2 separate regions of the Homo sapiens genome follow, and region 1 is linked to region 2. A link is an interaction called in ENCODE POLR2A ChIA-PET data of the cell type or tissue named here. Cell type or tissue: CD4-positive, alpha-beta T cell. All regions are shown on one strand. Links, peaks and the distances in the headings refer to the core of each region. The heading gives the core; the rest is flanking DNA.

The links. ChIA-PET counts read pairs that join two places held together with the same protein. Peaks named below come from ENCODE experiments on the same cell type or tissue, not always from the same donor. Only the 100,000 strongest peaks of a DNase experiment are listed, where the experiment ranks them.
Region 1: POLR2A ChIA-PET joins it to region 2 with 5 read pairs; 8 of 35 experiments call an interaction of 5 or more read pairs at or near these places.

Annotation. Positions count from the first base shown.
Region 1 is chr4:70,929,863-70,932,666 of GRCh38, forward strand. All of the region lies in intron 1 of MOB1B (MOB kinase activator 1B), which reads left to right. Among named protein-coding and RNA genes, the nearest start is that of MOB1B, 29 kb to the left of the region's middle. In CD4-positive, alpha-beta T cell, for the core only: no CTCF peak of the experiment used is centred there; no DNase peak of the experiment used is centred there.
Region 2 is chr4:71,003,084-71,005,887 of GRCh38, forward strand. The region is part of intron 2 of DCK (deoxycytidine kinase); the gene reads left to right. Among named protein-coding and RNA genes, the nearest start is that of DCK, 11 kb to the left of the region's middle. RefSeq lists enhancers at 1,152-1,848, 1,541-1,800 and a silencer at 1,249-1,543. In CD4-positive, alpha-beta T cell, for the core only: no CTCF peak of the experiment used is centred there; a DNase peak (open chromatin) is centred at 1,678; H3K4me3 peaks cover 622 bases; H3K27ac peaks cover 791 bases.

The DNA.
Region 1 (2,804 bases), core at 45-2,544, 73 kb before region 2:
GACCTTGTGATCCGCCCGCCTCGGCCTCCCTTAATACAGCCACTGCGCCCAGCCTTAATTTTTAAAATTTTTTGTAGAGACAGCGTCTCCCTATGTTGCCCAGGGTGGTCTTGAAGTCCTGGGCTTGAGCAATTCACCCGTCTCAGCCTCCCAAAGTGTTGGAATTACAGGCATGAGCCACCGTGCCTGGCCAGAATGAAGTTTTAAAATTTAAAATTTAGATTTAAAATGAAGTTTTAACAATTTACTAGAAAAATAATGCTTTTTTCGAAATTAGCATATAGTATAGTCTATAAGGGTGGATTTCACAAACTGAGATATTTAACTCAGTGTATATCTTGTTTCTTAGTTTTTTTTTGATATTTTACTACAGGCAATAAACTGATAATTTAGTGTACATAAACATGTTTGGGAGGCAGATGGCATATGTGGAGCTCTAAAAATAACTAAATTCTGGGGGTAGATTTAAAGTTACTTTTCACTTACTTCTCTTAATTCTTTTATTGCTTTTCTCATGGAGTCTGTTAGAAAGCTATGCCAGGGTTTTTAGTTTCTGATTATTTCAGGATGAAGAGTTTTTTTCTTTTAGTAACTCTTTCCCCAAAGTATGAGTAAACAGTCGTGTCCAATTGCTAGTGCATGTGAAGAATATGCTTTTATGGCATGCTTGTTATTTTTGAGTATTTACAAGTTGAACTATTAAGAGTAATTTATATGTTACAACAACTCAGAACACTCTACCTTTTTTTATTAGTAAAATCAGTAAATACTGTGCATGATTGTATGTGTGAAACCCTGGTAGCTTAATGAATTTTTTCTTTTTTTAAATGTCAGGTCTGACAACTGTGCTTGCATTTCACTTATTTCAAAAAGAGGAAGAGGGAGGATTTTTGCATTTAGTTTTGTGCATTTTTTTCTTTTTTTCCCTCTGATGGTTTTCACTTATTTCTGTTATCCTCTCTTAGTTTAAATGGTCAGAGTCGAAACCCATTCTAGGTATTGGGGAGCATTGCAACGTCTCAAATAATGTGAAATGTCACTTTTGCAGTTGACTGTATTAGCACTAAAGGGACTTCTTTAAACATTTTTAATTGTACCTTTCCTTTTTTTTTTTTTTTTTTTTTAACACAGCTGTTTCTCTGCCTTGTGTCCCAGGTTTGATTGCATCTGTATATTACTTTCACAGTGGGCCTTTCCTGACATCACACTGATAACCACTAGCTGCTTTTGTTAGACTTTGTTTAGAGAAATCATGGTTGTCCTGTGCTTGGGTACCATAAGCTCATGCTTAAAGCATTGGTGATCTGAAAGATCTGTTAGCTTCCCAGACAGAAAGGGGAGAATGAAATTAGCTTTAATGAAATAAATGTTTTGGCTCAGTTGTATAGAATAATTCAAGTCTTCTTATGATTTGCAGTTACATTCTGAAAGAATATGTCTAGAACTGTGTATGCCCCTGTAAATCAGGCTCAAAGAGGTAGGACTTAGACTTTAGGTGGTGGTAGTTACAAAACTTATAATTTGGGCAAAATCATCGTACTTTTGTGTCTCTTTTTCTTATTCATAAAATAACAGTTTTTATTTGACAACATGCAGGCTTTCTTCCTAAACATGTTAGAGAAGATTTATGATTGGCTTGTGGAACTGGTCAGAATGAGATCAGACCTCTGAATAAATAGATTACCTTTAGTGATTTTTTAGGGTTGGAAAAATTTCTAGTCCAGCCTCTTTGTTTTTAGATGAAATATTTGCTTTGGGTTTTATGATTTTCTGAGGTCACACTTTGTCAACTGTATAAATACATTCTGGTGAGACTAATTTTGATTACCAAGAATTCCAAGTGTCTTATTTTAGTTGAATTTTATGACATTAAGACAATTTTCCACCTTTCAGAGACAGGATGTCACTCTGAGGCTGGAGTGCAGTGGGGCGATGGTAGTTCACTGCAGCCTCGAACTCGTGGGCTCAAGCAATCCTCCCATCTCAGTCTCCTAAGTAGCTGGGAGTACAGGCACATGCACCATGCCTGGCTAAGTTTTGTTGTTGTTGTTCAGACGTGGTCTTACTGTGTGGCCCAGGTTAGTCTCGAAGTCCTGGGCTCAAGCAATCCTCCCACTTCGGCCTTCCAAACTAGTGGGATTGTAGGCATGAGGCACTGCACCTGGCTGGTTTTCTGCTCTTTTCGCAGTTTCTTGTTAAAAATGTACAATATGTAGATATAACTCAAGCCTGTATCTGTGGAGCAGGCCTCTAGTAGCTACCAAGGATAAAGAGATGGTACAGATCTATTTAGCTGGTATTAATTATTGAATATCGATTGTATGCCAAGTGGTGCTCTATATTTCTATATATATAATTTAATTTTCAGATTATAAGAGAAATCATATCATCCATCATGTAGATTATATGATTTGCAATCAAAATGATTGCAGTCAAGCAATTAAATAGCTTACCTGGAATCACGTAACTAGTACTAGACAGATCAGCATTTCCAGTCTAGGTGATCCAACAGCAAAAATCAAGGAATTTTTTTCTTTTTCTTTCTTTTTTTTAACCACATGAAGTAGGTAATGCCTGAGTTAAATAATAATAGTAAATGGGTTTTATTGATCTTTGTGCCAGGCATTGCACTAGTATTTTATTTTCTGATTTCTAATCCTTGGGAAAACTCTTGCAGCATGCTGGTCTCTCCATTTTGTAGATGAGGCAAATAAGGTTCTAGAGAGGCTGGGAAGTAAATCAACTCTCTCACTAAATTGTGGAGTTGCAGTGTGATTCCAGAGCCATAGGACTCCATCAGTCTG
Region 2 (2,804 bases), core at 174-2,673:
GTGGCTGGTACCGGTTTTTCCTTTCCATATTTAATGCTTCCTTCAGGAGCTCTTGTAAGGCAGGCCTTGTGGTGATAAAATCCCTCTACATTTGCCTGTCTGTAAAGGATTTTATTTCTCCTTCACTTATGAAGCTTAGTTTGACTGGTTATGAAATTCTGGGTTGAAAATTCTTTTCTTTAAGAATGTTGAATGTTAGTCCCCACTCTCTTCTGGCTTGTAGGGTTTCTGCCGAGAGATCTGCTGTTAGTCTGATGGGCTTCCCTTTGTGGGTAACCCGACCTTTCTCTCTGGCTGCGCTTAACATTTTTTCCCTCATTTTAACCTTGGTGAATCTGACGATTATGTGTCTTGGCGTTGCTCTTCTCAAGGGCATCTTTGTGATGTTTTCTGTATTTCCTGGATTTGAATGTTGGCCTGTCTTGCTAGGTTGGGGAAGTTCTCCTGGATAATAATCCTGAAATGTGTTTTCCAACTTGGTTCCATTCGTCAGTTTCAGGTATACCAGTCAAACGTAGGTTTGGTCTTTTCACATAGTCCCATATTTCTTGGGAGGCTTTGTTTGTTCCTTTTCATTCTGTTTTCTCTAATCTTATCTTCACGCTTTATTTTTATTAAGTTTTTCTTCAATCTCTGATATCCTTTCTTCCACTTAATCGATTCGGCTATTGATACTTGTGTATGCTTCACCAAGTTCTCATGCTGTGTTTTTCAGCTCCATCAGGTCATTTATGTTCTTCTGTAAACTGGTTATTCTAGTTAGCAGTTCCTGTAACCGTTTATCAAGGTTCTTAGTTCCTTGCATTGGGTTAGAACGTGCTGCTTTAGCTCAGTGGAGTTTGTTATTAACCCACCTTCTGAGGCCTACTTCTGTCAATTCGTCACACTTATTCTCCATCCAGCTTTGTTCTCTTGCTGGCGAGGAGTTGTGGTCCTTTGGAGGAGAAAAGACATTCTGGTTTTTGGAATTTTTAGCTTTTTTGCACTGGCTTTTCTTCATCTTTGTGGATTTATCTACCTTTGGTCTTTGATGTTGGTGAACTTCAGATGGGGTTTTTGCGTGGTTGTCCTTTTTGTTGATGTTGATGCTATTGCTTTTTGTTTGTTAGTTTCCTTCTAACAGTCAGGCCCCTCTGCTGCAAGTCTGCTGGAGTTTGCTGGAGGTCCACTGCAGATCCTGTTTGCCTGGGTATCACCAGCGGAGGCTGCAGAACAGCAAAGATTGCTGCCTGCTCCTTCCTCAGGAAGCTTTGTCCCAGAGGGGCACCTGCCAGAGGCTAGCCAGAGCTCTCTTATATGAGGTGTCTGCCGACCCCTGCTGGGAGCTGTGTCCTAGTCAGGAGGCATGGGGGTCATGGACCCACTTGAGGATGCTGCCTGTCCTTTAGCAGAGCTTGAGCGCTGCGCTGGGAGTTCCACTGCTCTCTTCAGAGCCAGCAGGCAGGATTGTTTAAGTCTGCTGAGGCTGCACTCACAGCCACGCCTTCCCCCAGATGCTCTGTCCCAGGGAGATGGGAGTTTGATCTGTAAGTCCCTGACGGGGGCTGCTGCCTTTCTTTCAGAGATGCCCTGCCCAGAGAGGAGGAATCTAGAGAGGCAGTCTAGCTTCAGGGGTTTGCCAAGCTGTGGTGGGCTCTGCCCAGCTTGAACTTCCAGGTGGTTTTGTTTACACTGTGAGGGGAAAACCACCTACTGAAGTCTCAGTAATGGCGGGCACCCCTCCCCCCACCAAGCTTCAGTGTCTCAGGTTGACTTCAGACTGCTGTGCTGGCAGTGAGAATTTCAAGCCAGTGGATCTTAGCTTGCTGGGCTCCGTGGGGGTGGGATCTGCTGAGCAAGACCACTTGGCTCCCTGGCTTCAGCCCCCTTGGCTCCCTGGCTTCAGCCCCCTTTCTAGGGGAGTGAACGGTTCTGTCTCGCTGGCATTCCAGGCACCACTGGGGTATGAAAAAAAACTCCTGCAGCTAACTCCGTGTCTGCCCAAATGGCTGTCCAGTTTTGTGCTTGAAACCCAGGGCCCTTGTGTAGGCACCCGAGGGAATCTCCTGGTCTGCGGGTTGTGAAGACTGTGGGAAAAAGCCTAGTATCTGGGCTGGATAGCACCATCCCTCAAGGCTTCCCTTGGCTAGGGGAGGGAGTTCCCCCACCCCTTTCACCTTCCAGGTGAGGCGATGCCCCACCCTGCTTCTGCTTGGCCTCTGTGGGCTGCACCCACTGTATAACCAGTCCCAATGAGATGAATTGGGTACTTCAGTCGGAAATGCAGAAATCACCCGTCTTCTGCATTGGTCTCACTGGGAGCTGCAGACCAGAGCTGTTCCTATTTGGCCATCTTGCCTGGGAATCTAAAAGTTTTTAAAAAGTTAAATAATAAAAGTTTTAAAAAATCTAACAGCAAATTAAATTCCTTCATTGTCTTTTCTAATTTTTTTTTTTTTTTGAGATGGAGTTTCGCTTTTGTTGCCCAGGCTGGAGTGCAATGGCTCGATCTTGGCTCACCACAACCTCCGCCTCCCGGGTTCAAGCGATTCTCCTGCCTCAGCCTCCCAAGTAGCTGGGATTACAAGCATGGGCCACCATGCCTGGCTAATTTTTTTTACTAGAGATGGGGTTTCTCCATGTTGGTCAGGCTGGGCCCAAACTCCTGACCTCAGGTGATCCGCCTGCCTCAGCCTCCCAAAATGTTTGGATTACAGGCCTGAGCCACTATGCCCAACCCTTCAGTGTCTTTTCACATTTTGTTTAAAAACAAGCAAATAAGGCCGGGTGCGGTGGCTCACACCTGTAATCCCAGCCCTTTGGGA